2 separate regions of the Homo sapiens genome follow, and region 1 is linked to region 2. Evidence: chromatin loops called from intact Hi-C (ENCODE). Cell type or tissue: pancreas. All regions are shown on one strand.

Evidence for each region. Hi-C counts contacts between places; a loop is a spot of excess contacts. Peaks named below come from ENCODE experiments on the same cell type or tissue, not always from the same donor. Only the 100,000 strongest peaks of a DNase experiment are listed, where the experiment ranks them.
Region 1: a loop joins it to region 2, with 2.6 times the contacts of the local background. A loop is called at or near these places in 38 of 110 quality-filtered maps.

Annotation. Positions count from the first base shown.
Region 1 is chr19:21,198,293-21,206,292 of GRCh38, reverse strand. No RefSeq gene overlaps it. Among named protein-coding and RNA genes, the nearest start is that of ZNF431, 60 kb to the right of the region's middle. In pancreas, a CTCF peak has its summit at 3,240 (motif pointing left); no DNase peak of the experiment used is centred here.
Region 2 is chr19:21,693,896-21,701,895 of GRCh38, reverse strand. No RefSeq gene overlaps it. Among named protein-coding and RNA genes, the nearest start is that of ZNF100, 70 kb to the left of the region's middle. RefSeq lists an enhancer at 2,569-3,069. In pancreas, a CTCF peak has its summit at 3,482 (motif pointing right); no DNase peak of the experiment used is centred here; H3K27ac peaks cover 762 bases.

The DNA of each region.
Region 1 (8,000 bases), 500 kb after region 2:
GGAAAAAAATGAGGAAATGGGCCAATAGAGCAGCAAGTGCAGCAAGGTAGAGCTTGCTGGCAGGGTGGCAAGAGTGGCTTGCCACCCCAACTGGGAGTGTTGAGGGTGCACGTGAACATACCCAGGACATGAGAGAGGCTCACCCAGGACATGAGACAGGCTAGTTTCATCCAGTGAGGAATCTTGGGGCAGGGGAGGTGTGTGAAAGTGTGTGAAAGAGATGGTCTCAGGAGAGGCCAGTGCGGGGAGTGACATGGGGAGGCAGAGATCCCTTAGCATGGGCTGTGTGCTCTGACATGAGTGCAGGGGACATCAGACCTAGGATGCTGCATACGGCTGAAAGGACCAGCTTCACAGCTGCAGCAGGCTGTGACAGGGGAAGGCATGTTCCTGACTAAGCAGCATCCAAAACTCTCATAATAGGACCTGGTCTGGTGGACCTGTGAGTGAAAGTGAGAGTGAAAGTGCACTGCAAGGGAGGAAATGAGAGGGAAAGCATTGAAACCAACTCCTTTGGAGTGCATGATAAAGAATTTTAAAAAAGGATTTAGAGGTGATTATGGGATGAAACTTGTTGCTCAAAGGTTAAGGACATACTGTGAGATAGATGGGCCTGCTTTCAATATGGGGTGGCCCTCTAAAGGTACAATAGACAGGGAATTAATTGGCCGTGTGTTTAAGGTGGTCACTGGAGTTGCAGGACAACCAGGATACCCAGACCAGTTTCCCTATATAGACTCTTGGCTCAATGTGGTGCAAACTCGCCCCAAGTGGTGACAGCCCTGCCTAGAGGGATATTGCAAGGCATTAGTGGCTCAGGCAGCACAACCAAAGTAAAACAGAGAAACCTAAAGCTTCTAGTGTCTCCTAGGAAAAGGAATCCCCAAAGCCTCAGCTGAAACCAGTTCTTCAGGTCCCACCTGAGGAAAGGGAATGTCCACCCCCATATGTGCCAGTCTACCCATCTTTGGCCAGAGTAAGGCAGGAGGCAGAGTCAGGAGCATCTGGAGAGTCGGATTCAGAGGAAAGTGAGGCTCAGTCTCCCCCACCCAGAGAAAAAGAAGCCCCTATTAGATAAAAACAGGGAAGATGGACAGGGTGAGGCAGCTAGGTGCCTCCACTAAGGCCTACCATGGGCTTTGCAGATGCCAATTCAAGAGACAAGGACACAAGTTTATGATGACCAGGGGCAGATACAAGGTAACCCTAGGCTTTATGTTTATCAGCCTTTCTCCACTACTGATCTCTTAAATTGGAAACAGCATACCCCTCCTGTACAGAAAAGCCTCAGGCTCTCATTGATTTGGTGAATGCTTTTATTATAACACATAACCTGACCTGGCCGGATTGTCAACAGCTTTTGCTAACTTTATTTAATACAGAGAAGTGTAGGAGAGTTAATCAGGCAGCTCTCAGCTGGTTAGAAGGGGAAGCCCCAGAGGCCATCCCTAACCCATGCCAGTTTGCCTTGGAGCGTTACCCAAATGAGGACCCTAACTGGGACCCAAATGAGGCAAGGGACATGGAATGGCTGCGGCTATATAGAAAGGCACTCCTGAATGGGATAAAAGCAGGAGGAAGGCAGGCAATGAATATGAGTAAAATGTCAGAAATGCGCCAAAAGCCTGATGAAAGCCCAAGTGCATTCTTTGAAAGGCTTTGTGAGGCATATAGGCTGTACACTCCAATTATTCCAAAGGCTCCTGAAAACCAACACATGATAAATATGACCTTTGTCAGGCAAGCACAGGGAGACATAAGACAAAAGCTTCAGCAGCTGGAAGGCTTTGCAGGGAAAAATACTAGTGAACTCCTGGAAATAGCAAACAAAGTATACATAAACTGGGAAGAAGAGGCAGAGAGAAAGGAAGAAAGAAAAACCAGAAACAGAAATAAAGACACGGTTCAATTTACAGCTGCTTCACTAGCAGAAAGTAAACCTGGATTTGCTAGAGGGCGTGGTCAAAGCAGAGGCTGAGGAAGAGGGCAGACATGACTGGGAGAGGAAAGCCTGTCCCCTTTGGACAGGAACCAATGTGCAAAGTGCAGGCAAATAGGCCACTGGAAAGATGAGTGTCCCAAAAAGGCAAAGGATGGAGATGATGGTCAATAGTCTAACACCCGAGTGCGGCGTTCTGTTGCTAGTAATGGTGCCTCAAAGGCAGATCCTGATCTGATTGGCTTAGCAGGGGCCAAGAATTTTGAGGACTGAGAGACCGCGTTCCATCTTTTTAGGCCCTGGGGTCGGGGGGTGGCTATGGTTTCTATGGAAATAGGGGGCTGATCAATGGATTTTTTGGTCAACACTAGAGCTGATTTCTCTGTGGTAACTCACCCAATTAGCCCCCCCACAAAGAACTGTGCTACTATTGTAAGGGCTACTGGGGCCAAAGAAAAGGGACCTTTTTGCAAATCCAGGAGATGTGTTATTGGAGGACAAGAAGTGCAGCATGAGTTTCTATATATGCCAAATTGTCCAGTGCCCTTGTTGGGGAGAGACTTACTCCAGAAACTATACAGGCACAAATTTCCTTTACACCTAATGGGAATATGACCCTGGAGGTAGGGAAGCCAAAGGCAATGGTATTGACTCTAGCTCTCCTAATAGCTGAGGAATGGCGGCTCTATGAACTGTGTACCAGGAGGCTGCTGGAGCTGGACCTACACAATACGTGGGGAATGCTTTTCAAGGTACCAGGTGTATGGGCTGAGGACAACCCCCCCGGACTTGTTCTAAACAGACCCCCGGTGGTAGTAGAGCTTAACCCTCATGCTACCCTGGTATGAGTCCGTTAATACCCATTACCCAGAGAGGCAACTGAAGGCATAACAAAACATGTAAATCAGCTCTATGAACATGAGATTATAGTGAAATACAAGTCCTCTTGGAATACTCCTCTGCTGCCCGTGCTCAAGCCAAATGGTGAATACAGGCCAGTGTAGGACCTCCAGGTGGTAAACAAGACCACTGCCACTATCCATGCCACAGTACCCAACCCATACACAATGTTGTGACATATTCCTGCTGAGGCCGCGGGGTTCACATGTCTGGACTTAAAGGATGCTTTCTTTTGCTTGAGGCTTGTTCCCCAAAGTCAGCCTATATTTGCCTTCCAGTGGGGGCAATCGCAGTATACCCGGAGAAGGCTGCCACAAGGGTTTAAGAATTCTCCCACTATCTTCAAGGAGGCTTTGGCTACCGACCTTGAGGCTATTGCGCCGTCTAGTGACAATTCTGTGCTATTACAATACATTGATGACTTGCTATTAACTGCCCCTAAGAGGGAGGAATGCCTCCAAGGAACAGAGAGGCTTCGACCTGCTGTGTGAAGCTGGTTATAAAGTGTTCAAGGACAAGGCAGAAGTCTGTTTTTGGGAGGTTGCATATCTAGGATTCATAGTATCCCAAGGCCAATGCAGGCTTGGAAGTGCACGCAAGGAGGCTGTATGTGCATTGTCCACCCAGTTACAAGGCGGCAGCAGGTCAGGGAATTTCTAGGGGTGGTGAGATTTTGCCGAATCTGGATTTCAAACTTCTCCCTTATAGCAAGGCCCTTACATGAGGCTACCAGAGGTAGGGAAAGAGAGCCCCTCCTATGGGAAAAGGAACAAGAAAAGACCTTCAAGGATATAAAGGAAGCTCTCATCCAGGCCTCAGTATGTGGGTTGCCAGATGTAAGAAAAACCCTTCTTTTGTATGTGGATGAACGAAAGGGAATGGCAGTCGGAGTCTTAACTCAGTTGTTGGGCTCTTTACATTGGCTGGTAGCATACTTATCCAAAAGACTGGACTAGGTGGCCTTAGGTTGGCACCACTGCCTCAGGGCATTGGCAGCTACTGCAATCCTCATAGAAGATGCCAACAAGCTAGCCCTAGGACAGAAGTTAAAAATTGGGGTGCCACATGCTGTAGTCTCCTTAATGGACCAAAGAGGACATCGTTGCCTGTCCAACTTTAGAATGCTAAAGTGTCAAAGTTTTCTGTGTAAAATTTCCAGATAACACTACAGACTGTAAATTTCTTGAACCCAGCTACCCTGCTGCCTGTGGAGGAGCCCACTTTGAAGAATGGTGGGTTGCCTCACTGCTGGCAGGACCTTCCCCACTGTTGCACTGTATTCAGTGGACAAAATGTTCTCGAGCTAGGAAGAACTAAGGGATACCCCCTTGGAGAGCCCAGATGTTGAATACTTCACTGATGGTAGCAGTTTCATAACAAATGGGGTGCGATATGCAGGGTATACAGTAGTGACCCAACGCTCGGTGGTCGAGGCTCAAGCCTTAACTTCTGGGACTTCTGCTCAGAAGGCTGAATTAATAATAGCATTATCCAGAGCACTGTTATTGGCCAAGGGGAAAAAGTAAACATATATACTGACTCAAACTGTGCTTTTGCAACCCTGCACACCCATGGGGCAATATACAATAGAGAGGACTTCTGACTACTGAAGGAAAAGAAATACAAAATAAAGAGGAAATTTTGCAATTATTAGAAGCCATATGGGCTCCAGAGAAGGTGGCTCTCATTCATTGCAAAGGACACCAAATTAGGAAAAGCTATGAGGCACAGGGCAACAGGAGGGCAGACCAAGAAGTTAGGTGGGCAGCAATGAGCAAGGTTTTACCTGAAGAAATAACTCTAGCAATGCCTCTCTTTGTAGAGCCCCCTTTGCCAGAGGTACCCAATTACTCTTCAATTGAAAAAGCTTGGTTTGGCCAGGAAACAGGAAAATATATTAAAGGTGGATGGTGGCTGTTCTCTGATGGGAGGCTAGCTGTCCCAGAGACAATAGCCCCAAGGTTTGTGAAGCAGATCCATCAAGGAACACATGCTGGAAGCACGGCCCTAGAGACTTTGATAGGTCAACACTTCTATGTGCCACGGCTCTCTGCCATCACCCGTGCTGTTTGCGAACAATGTCTATCCTGCGAACAATATCTAATCCAAAACAAGGACCTACTCGACCCCCAGAAATTCAGGAAATGGGAGCTGTGCCTTGTGAGAACCTGCTTGTAGACCTTACCGAGTTGCCTTGAGCAGGAGGTTACTGGTATATGCTAGTGTTTGTTTCACCTTCTCGGGGTGAGTTGAGGCCTTCCCCATCAGAACTGAAAAGGCACAAGAGGTGACAAAGGTGCTACTAAAAGACATCAATATCAAGGTTTGGGTTGCCTTTAACCCTAGGATCAGACAATGGTCCTGCATTTGCGGCAGAAGTAGTACAACAGTTGACTCAACTTTTAAAGATCAAATGGAAATTGCACACAGCCTACTGACCAAAGAGTTCAGAGAAGGTGGAACGGATGAATCAGACACTCAAACAGCTACTAAAAAATTTTGCCAGTAAACTCACTTATGATGGGATCAGGTCTTGCCCATGGTCCTCCTCCAGGTGAGGTGTACACCTACAAAACAAACTGGGTACTTGCCCTATGAAATATTGTTCAGAAGGCCACCCGCAATCATTAATCAAATTAGAGGGCATTTAAAGGAGTTAGGAGAGCTAACCCTTAGAACACAGATGCAGGCTTGAGGAGTGGCAATGCAGGAGGTAAAAGGCTGGGTAAGGGAAAGGATACTTATAAGTCTAAGAGATGTAGTGCATCCACATAAGCCAGGAGACTCTGTCTGGGTTAAAAGGTGGAATCCAACAACCCTGGGGCCCTTATGGGATGGGCCCCATATTGTAATTATGTCTACTCCCACTGCTGTTAAAGTCGCAGGTGTCACACCTTCGATTCACCATAGCCAGCCGAAACCAGTGGCAGCAGTGACTCCTGACAATGACCAATGAATTAGCCAACAAGACACAGATCACCCCGCCTGAATAGTCCTACGGCGAAACGCAACCACCAGTAAGAAGGACAACTGCCCTGCTCTGATCACAGTGGAAGCTGGTCAGTCTACGCGTGGCTGAAGCTTGAGGATCCTGCAAGCTCTACTCTAGTCACATCCCAGAAGCTGACTAGTCTATGCACAGCTGAAGCTAAGAGGACCATCTCCAGATAAGTAAATGTGGATACAATTTATAAGCCTAGTTATAATTCTGTCAATACTGATTGTTCTGTTGTTATGTTATTACAGCAAATATCTATGCCCAGAGGAAGGTTTGCCATGCACATGTGTAGTATAAGCATGTTTCTATTACATACACTGATGTTGTTACCATTTCTGCCTATACTAAAAGGGGAGAAATCTCTAGAAGGATGCTCACACTGTGTACATACTACCTGGGTAACGAATACCATAGTTAAAACTCTACTGTACCATACCTACTATGAATGTACAGGAACCAAGTTAGGAACCTGCACATACAACCAGACCACCTATTCAGTCTGTGACCCAGGAAATAATCAGCTATATTTATGTTATGACCCTAAGCTCTTACCCTATGAATTCTGGTTTGAGGTACATATTAAATCAGAGGGAGAAAAAGAAGGAGAGCTTATAGCTTGAACCAAAGAAGCCCCTCCCTCCTATAAAGAGCCTATTTCCTTGTACTTTGATGCCTGCCATGCTGCATATGTTCAAATCCTAAAAAAAACAGAAGGAGTCTGCAGTGGTTTGACACAAGAGAGGCTTAGCAGCAGTCCTAAACATCTGTATGGAGAACCACAAATCAGATGCTCAGACTGTAACATTCCATGGTCTACACAAATACAGCTCCAACACCTTTATTCAGGAAGGACTGCTCTGCTAAGTGGTATGTCAAACAAACCAGATTGTAAGACAAGAACATGCAATCCTTTAAATTTTACTGTCTTAAAGCCAGAGCTACCTTTTTGTTCTACAGGACAGACAGCACTATTATGAGTTCATAGAAAAAGAGCAGGCCTTGGAATTCCACTACTAATTGTCAAAAAGACTAGATGGACTCAAATGCATCCAACCTCACAATTCCAGGCCCATAAGTCATTCTATAAGCATTTTGATCAGACAGTGCCTGAGTTTCCCCCATCAACAAAACACTTATTTGCTCAACTAGCTGAAAACATAGCTGGCAGCTTAGGAATTTCCTCATGCTGTGTATGTGGAGGAAATAATATGGGGGACTAGTGGCCATGGGAGGCAAAATAATTAATACCATAAGATAACTTCACTTCGCTTAACCCTGCCAGTGAACCAACAGCCTTTGCCAGTGTCTGGTTGTTAAAAACCTCCATAATTGGAAGGTATTGTATCGCTCAATGGGGAAAGGCTTTCACAGAGGCAGTAGGAGAAACAACCTGCCTAGGGCAACAGTATTATGATGAGACTAAAAACAAAACTATGAAGAAACACCCAGACTGACTCCTACTTACCAGATCCAAACCCTTTCTCTTGATTGTCTACTATAAGCCACTCTTGGCATCAGCTAGAGGCTGCAAATGCTTGAAAGGCACCCTCTGGCCTGTATTGGATCTGTGGAGCACAGGCATATCAGCTACTGCTAGCTAAATGGACAGGGGCATGTGTGTTAGGAACAGTCAAGCCATCCTTCTAATTCCTCTAAAGCAACAGGAACTCTTAGGATATCCAGTTTATGATAAAAATAAAGGAAGAACTAGAAGAAGCATAATCACAAAAATAGACACAAATATCAAAAACGATGTGGACATAGGAAACTGGAAAGAAAATGAATGGCCTGAATCACGAAATATTATGGGCCAGCTACCTGGGCGCAAGATGGGTCACAGGGGTACCACAACCCAATCTATATGCTCAACCTCATCATAAGGTTGCAGGCAGTCCTAGAAATTATAACCAATGAAACATCAAGGGCACTAGATTTATTGGCAATACAAGCAAAACAAATGAGAAATGCTATATATCATAATAGATTGGCTTTAGATTACCTCTTAGCCTCAGAAGGAGGAGTATGTGGAAAATTTAATTGAACCAACTGTTGCCTAGAAATTGATGATAATGACCAAGCGGTCATGGAAATCATAGCTACAATGCGCAGGCTGGCCCATGTTCCAGTTCAGACTTGGTCTGGATGGTCCCCAGATTCCTTGTT
Region 2 (8,000 bases):
TGCATTGCAGTTTTTTCTTGCACAAGCTTATAAAAATATATCCAGTTGATTTCTTAGATAAGAGAAGAATCTGTTTTTTCAGACAGTAGCATGAGAATTCTTGACATACTATCTTTAGAGATACTGAAAGCAACTGGATAAATTTGCTGAAATTTGTCTTTGTTCATAAGCCCACTAGAGGCTAAGTCATAGCAACACACGTTGCCATAGTTCAATTCAAATTTTTTTGTCTAAAATCTTGTTGAGCCACATCCATCTATGTATGTAACACTAACTTGGTGACAGCTTCTTTATACTAAACCAGAACTCATTTTACCTGGTGGTTTTGTTTTAAATGTATGAGCTGTGCTATATGATATTCCAATAACTAATCAAAATGTAATTCAGAGACTATGGAGAAAAAGTCACATAGGCACACTAAAAATGAGTTGGAATCTGGCAGCTGACACTGATTAACAGGTTGAGCAGATTAGACTAGACCTAAATCCCTGTAAACAATATTAAAAGAAAGAATTTTTATTAATAACATCCTTGACAATGTAATAGGCCTATGAGATTTGAAAAGAAATTGATTAGTTTACCCATCATCAATCCATATTAAACTATCAAATTTTGAACACACCATAAAAAATAAAATTAGTAAACTATTCTTAGAGTTAATCTGATTAAAACAAGACTTCTGGGTATTTGAAAACACCAAATTATTGATGAAAAATACCCATTTTGAACAAATTCTTGATCATATATTATACATCATACATATATGATAATGTATGATTGCATATATGATATGTATGTATGATGTATGATATATATGATCAATAATTTGTTCAAAATGGACATTTTCATCAATAATTTGGTGTTTTCAAATACCCAGAATATATATATATTTTTTAAATACCCAGAATATATATATATATTACTACTAAGTAAAACCTAATACTAATAGCTTTGATTTATAAAATATTTGTGAATTTCTATCCTGTAGTGAAAAATCAAGAAATTATTTAAATCTGCTATCTAAATTTTGATTATAATATTTGGTATTTTAATTAAGTGCATGTATTCATATACTATGGCAAACCACCTATTTCTTTACTATCCTGCCATTTTATAAAATAAACCTGAATTTGTGGAGATATTTGTAAAAAAAAAATTATTTCTAAAAAAAGTTTTGATTTAGACATCAAAATAGATATTAATGTCACATTATAAACATAGTTTGCTGAACCCTACAGTAATCTGTAGTTTGTGTACAACAGTCTTAGATTACCTAAAACAAAAAGTCTCTTTCTTATGTTTAACATGCAAAAGTCCAAAATATATCCAGACAGATGGAAACTGTGACTGCCATCTTAAGATACAAATGTTTCAGCACGATAACACTGTTCTGTGTATGTACAGATGGAAAAACCAAACTTTGAAGTTTTCAAATCATAAACAGGAGTGTAATTTGTGATTCTAAACCTTAAATATAGGAAACAAACACATACAGTTTACTCTTCTTAATTTAAAATATACTGTTCTTTGAACAATTCAAGTAATGTTAGACTATCAAAAATTTCATAAGCCATACAAGTGTCAACTGCATTTTCAAAATTATAAGAACTTAAGAGTAAACTAAACTGATACAGTTCAGTTTAAAAAGTAAACTACTTTTTATTTGCCTTTGTGATAAGAATCACCTGTATTTATTTTGGAACAAACAAGAAATTATATGGTGGTAACTTGCTGGGTGCTGACTGTGATGGTATTTACTTTCCTAGGGATAGGAAGATCCAGTGGACCAGAATCATAAGCACCTTGCCATGTTCATTGCTGTTCTTTTTTTCTGTGACTAAGATTCATTTCCCAGACTCTGAAATGGCTGCATTGTCTGGGGTAAATACCTGGGGTTTGTTGTCTCACACGAGGAAAATTTAGAACACGAACACACACGAGGATTGATTTTGGGGTGGAAAGTTTAATAGACAACACGCCTGTAATCCCAGCACTTTGGGAGGCCGAGGCAGGTGGATCACGAGGTCAGGAGATCGAGACTATCCTGGCTAACACGGTGAAACCCCGTCTCTACTAAAAATACAAAAAATTAGCCGGGCGTGGTGACGGGCGTCTGTAGTCCCAGCTACTCGGGAGGCTGAGGCAGGAGAATGGCGTGAACCCGGGAGGCAGAGCTGGCAGTGGGCCGAGATGGCGCCACTGCACTCCAGCCTGGGCGACAGAGTGAGACTCCGTCTCAAAAAAAAAAAAAAAAAAAAAAAAAGAAAGTTTAATAGGCAAAAATAACAGAGAGAGAGAAAGCTCCTCATGCTGAGAAACAGGGTCACCTAAAAAATTTCCTGGTTGCGGGTAGAACACAATTGATTTTGTAGAGAAGCTTGAGGAGTCAGTGATTGATTTACATAGGGCACAGGAGATTGGTTGACCAGGTGTGCCATTTACATAACCCATGCAAAGGCTGGCCCTCCCACCCTAGTCTTTTATTATGCAAATGTAGCTTCTACCTGTCACCATGATACCTGCTCACGTGGCTTTACCTGGCTGGTGCCATGACACCCACACAAGTGGTGTCAAAGAAAAAAGAGGAGGAATTCACCTCTGTTGAAATGTACTTGCCTTTTAATACAGCCGCCTGCATTTACAAATGAAAGTCTCCAGCCTGCTTATCAGCTTGCAGCTTGACTTTTCAGGCTGTTTTCTGTTAGAAAAGAATTGGCTTTGGGGCTGCTTTTTATTAAAGAAAAATTCTAGTGAGAGAACTCTTTTACCCTCTCTAAATGCCTAAAATAATTTCTTAATAACTCCTATATTATTCTCCCCTCAGGAGACGTATTCCTAACTGCTGTTAGGGGGTGTCAGATGACGAATCTTTCAAGATACTTCCTGCTGAAAAGGGCCATCATGTTGGGGAACAGCAGTTAGGGCTCCTCCTGAGGTTGATCTAAGAGTTCTTGAAAAAAAATGGTGTGTCCAGGCCAGGTGCAGTGGCTTATGCCTGTAATCCCAGCACTTTGGGAGGCCGAGGCAGGTGAATCACCTGAGGTCAGGAATTCAAGACCAGCCTGGCCAACATGGTGAAACCGCATCTCTAATAAAAACACAAAAATTATCCAGACTTGGTGTTGCGTGCCTGTAATCCCATCTACTAGGGAGGCTGAGGCAGGAGAATTGCTTCAACCTGGGAGGCGGAGGTTGCAGTGAGCCGATATCTCACCACTGCACTCCAGCTTGGGTGACAGAGCGAGACTTCGTCTTAAATCAAACAAACAAACAATAAAAAAAAAGAATGGTGTGTCCTCGTGTGGCTCTGTTTGCAGCACCTAGGCAAAAAAGAGATAATTTTTACCAGAAGGTTTTGAAGACAGGATTAGAATATTCATATTAAGATGACCGCTGCTAGTGGGGTAATACAACCTTATGGTATAATAGCAGAGTTCTACACCTGTTAGTTGTCCCAATGGATTGTAATACTGGTTTGCCTCCACTAGATGTTGCTGTACATTACCAGAAACGTTAATATAAAAGTAACATTTTCTTTGAGAAAAACATACATTTTCCCCTTGACTTGCCATTAGGGAATACTTTTAGGTTTAGGCCATTTTTATAACTTTCAATATGATTGGGAGAAATACATCATCCGGTGGCTAAAGTAACTTTAGTGTTAATCTTGGCAATGCCTTTCCTTTAATTATTCAACTCTTTATTTCCACAGACCATCTTATAACAAACTTTCTGACTTGTCCTAAACATCCATTCTTTAAACAACCAGTCATCTCCTTTTAGAACAAGAATTTAACATACAAGATTCTTCCTTATATAAAATCTTTCTTTATAACTGTCTTTCTGTAGCTTACAGTGCACCATATTACCAATTTTTTTTTTTTTTGAGACAAAGTCTTGCTCTTGTCCCCCAGGCTGAAGTACAATGGCATGATCTCTTGATACCCTACCTTGTTTTAACCTGATTATCTCTCTTAGCTGAGAGAGCCGGACAGACTCCATTTTATTTCCTTCACTTACAGCCCCTTTACCTCCCTCCCTTAAGGGCATAACTAGTGCAAGCTGACTCCAAGCACGTCCAGGAATGCACTTACTGATAAGATATTGAGGCAAGCTGAACCAGCAGCTCCTGGGGACGCACCTAAAACCCCTGCATTTACCTCTTTGTGATAGTTTAAACCCCTGCACCTGGAACTGTTTATTTTTCTGTAACTGCTTCTGTAACCAATTAATTTTTTTAACTTTCTGCCTGTTCTACTTCTGTAAAAATTGCTTTAGCTAAACTCCGCCTCCCCTATTTAGACCACGATATAAAAAAAATCTAGCCCCTTCTTCGGGGCCGAGAGAATTTTGAGCACTAGCTGTCTCTCGGTCACCGGCAATAAAAGGACTCCTGAAATTAGTCTCAGAGTGTGGCGTTTCTCTACAACTCGCTCGGTTACAACATTTGGAAGCCCCAGCAAGATAATTGCCACCTGGTGAGTGCCGGACTCGCTCCAGGCTCTCCTGGCTGGACAGCGGGCTTATAGGGGAGGCACCTCCTGAAGCTGTTCCAGAGACCCGTAGGCCACTGTCTTCCGGAGGGGAACGGATCGACTGCCGGTGTGTGCCCTCCAAAATCAACTCCTGAGTCCTGCATTTCTGGTCCTGGGAAGGTAAGTCAGATCTGACTCTGTTTCTCTGGGAGGGAAGCGGCCCTGACGAGGGCGTCCTTCTGACTCTGCCCATATTCCAGGATGCTGGAGGACGGAGTCCTGGTTTCTGTCAGCCTTCTCTGTTAAGACTAGCCTCTCTCTCTCTCTCTCTCTCTCTCTCTCTCTCTCTCTCTCTCTGTCTTTCTCTCTGTCTTTCTCTCTCTCTCTTTTTATCTCTTCTCCTTCTCTCATTCAGGTTTCTAGGAGACCTCTGTTTTAGAATGGGAATAAAGAATTGTGATAAACTCTGTGTAAGTGTGTGTGTGAATGTGGGGTTCAAGGGCTTGTCCTTGAATTTCCAGTTTGCAGCTCCACGGTGAAAGCTACGGAGTTGGAGTGGGCCCTCACCTGTGGTTCCGTGGCGACCTCATAAGGCTTAAGGCAGCATCGGGCATAGCTTGATCTGAGCCGGTGGGTTTATACCGGTCTGCCAATGCCAAGAGGAGCCTAAGTCCCCTCCGGCGGAGCAGCCAGGTGGGCATCTGGCTGATCCCATCACGGGACCCCCTCCCCTTGTCTGTCTATAAAAATTGTCATAATTGTTTGTATACCCCGGTGTCTCTTGTCCTGTCTGGTGTCTGTCTAAGTTTCACATGTCAGGTCATCGATATTTCCGAAGATGACTGGGCAAGAACTTCTTTAAAGTCCTGAATGCAGATTTTCTAACACAGGAGGTCAAATTTCTCATCAGTCATTTGGGCTGGTCTTCCCAGTCCTGCCTTTTCTGTCAGAAACAAATCAGGTGTTGTTACGGGGAGGCGTGTGGGGAACATTTGCCCGTTTGGGATTTCTGGCACCATAAAGATTGCTAGCATTTGGATTGCCACACCCCATGCCCCAGTGACTGGACCACCTCTGCCTTAGACCAGTGGTGGATTCAAAATAGCCACCCTGCAGTCCTCCTTGCTCACCTTTTCTGTCATCCCATAACTTTTCCCATGCCCTTAGATAAGGCACTGTGCAGAGAAACCTGTGCCCATACTGCTTTACTCCACCTGGATTCTTATTCTATCCCTCTGGCTACTCTCCTACCTTAGAAAAGATCAGAGTGGCCCCTTTCCTCCTCATCCCCATCCCTTACCCCACCCATCTTGTTTTCCTGTGTCACAGCAAGTCCAACGTCCAATGACTCTACTCTCCCTCCTAAAATCCTTAAAAGAAAGGGCCAACTTTAAACTTTTTGCCTTTGAGTCGTGGAGATACCAAAGATATTTGGGCTATAAGTCAGAAAGGAGGGGAGGATCACATAGGTCCCACTGGCCTCAGACCCACCTCTTGTCCTCCCCCTAGATCTCAAAGCTTAAAGAAACAGAACTTATGTGACAAGAAGTGTTGGCTATAGTTGTTTTCCTACTTCTTCTGGTTATAATACTTCTGTTCTTCCTATACTACAGCCCCCCAGATTGTGAATTTCTCTGTCCATGCTGAGTTTAATATTTCGCCTAGACCTTGTTAATTGCCTCCAGAATGGGGAACTCTTCTTCCTGGCCCCATAAAGATTGGAGCCCTTCCAATATACGTTACAAAATTCCTCTCTGGGCTTCTCAGAGGATTATGGAGTCTGCCTTAAGAAAGCAAACTCTGGACACTTTATGAAGTGGAATGGCCACAGTTTGGAACCAGGTGGCCCCTAGAAGGGTCACTGAATCTCACAACTGTGCAGACTGTGTGGCAGGTCATTGCTGGAACTCCCGGACACCCCAATCAGTTTCCTTACATTGATCAATGGCTAGATTTGGTCCAGAGCCCTCCTCCATGGCTCTGCTCATGCACCATTCATGATCCCACCTCCCAGGTCCTTTTGAGCCCGACTGCACTTTTGCCCCAACCCTCAGCTCCCTCGGCTCCTCCTGTACTGCCTCCTTCTAAAGAAGAGGAAAGTTTTCCTCACCCATGTTTGCCACCCTACAACCCTCCTGCTCTCCCAGAATCTTCCCATGTCTCCTTGACTACATGCTCTGTGGCTTCTCCACCTATAGCCACCCAATTACGGCCTCAGCCAGAGGAGGTGGCCCCTCTCCTCCTGCTGAGAGAGGCCCAAATCCCTCCAGGCAGTGAGCGCTCTGCTCCATTTTTAGTTTATGTCCCCTTCTCTACTTCTGACCTGTACAATTGAAAGGTTCATAATCCCCCCTACTCTGAAAAGCCCCAGGTCTTGACCTCACTGATGGAATCCATGCTCCGGACTCACTGGCCCACCTGGGATGCCTGTCAGGAACTCCTTTTAACACTTTTCACCTCTGAAGAGAGGGACTGTATCTGAAGGGAGGCTAGGAAGTATTTCCTTACATCAGCCGGTAGACCAGAGGGGGAAGCCCAAGACCTCCTAGTGGAGGTTTTTCCCTCTACCCGGCCCAGTTGGGATCCAAACTCCTCATGGGGAAAGACAGCTTTGGATGATTTTCACTGGTATCTCCTTGTGGGTATCAAAGGAGCAACTCAAAAACCCATAAATTTATCTAAGACAACTGAAGTTTTCTAGGGGCCTGATGAGTCACTGGGAGCATTTTTGGAACACCTCCAGGAGGCCTATTGGACTTACACCCCTTTTGAGCCAGCGGCTCCTAAGAATAGCCGTGCTATTAATTTGGCATTTGTGGCTCAGGAGGCCCCTGATATTAAAAAGAAATTACAAAAATTAAAGGGATTTGCTGGAATGAATATCATTCAGCTTTTAGAAATAGCACAGAAAGTTTTTGACAATCAAGAGTTTGAAAAACAAAAAGAGGCATCTCAGGCAGCTGAAAAGGCTGCTGACAAAGCATCAAAAAGACAGGCAAAAATCTTAGTGGCTGCCATCCAAGAAGCCAGGAGGGAAGGGCCCCCAGCACAGAGCGCTGGCCAGGAGATCTCGGGTCCCTGCCAAAAAGGCCAAAAAGGTGAGCAGGCTCCTGTACTAAAAAACCAATGTGCTTATTGCAAGCAGATTTGACACTGGAAGAAGGAACGCCCATTAAAACCAGAAGAAAAACCAGAGAATAAAAAGGTCCTCATCCTCCCTGCTGTGGAGGAATATGCTGATTGATGGGGCTGGGTCTCCCTCTCCCTTGGCCCCCGGGAACCCATGGTGTCCGCCACAGTGGGGGGCCGGCCTGTACGTTTCCTAATTGACACCAGGGCAGAACACTCAGTACTGCAAATGCCCTTGGGCAGTGTCTCTAATAAAAAGGTGGCTGTGCAAGGGGATACTGGAGCTATTCAGGAATATCCTGTCACCCACTCATGAGAGGTGAGTTTGGGACAGAAAAGAGCAACCCACTCATTTCTCATAGTCCGAGAGTGCCCCTTTCCCCTCCTTGGATGAGA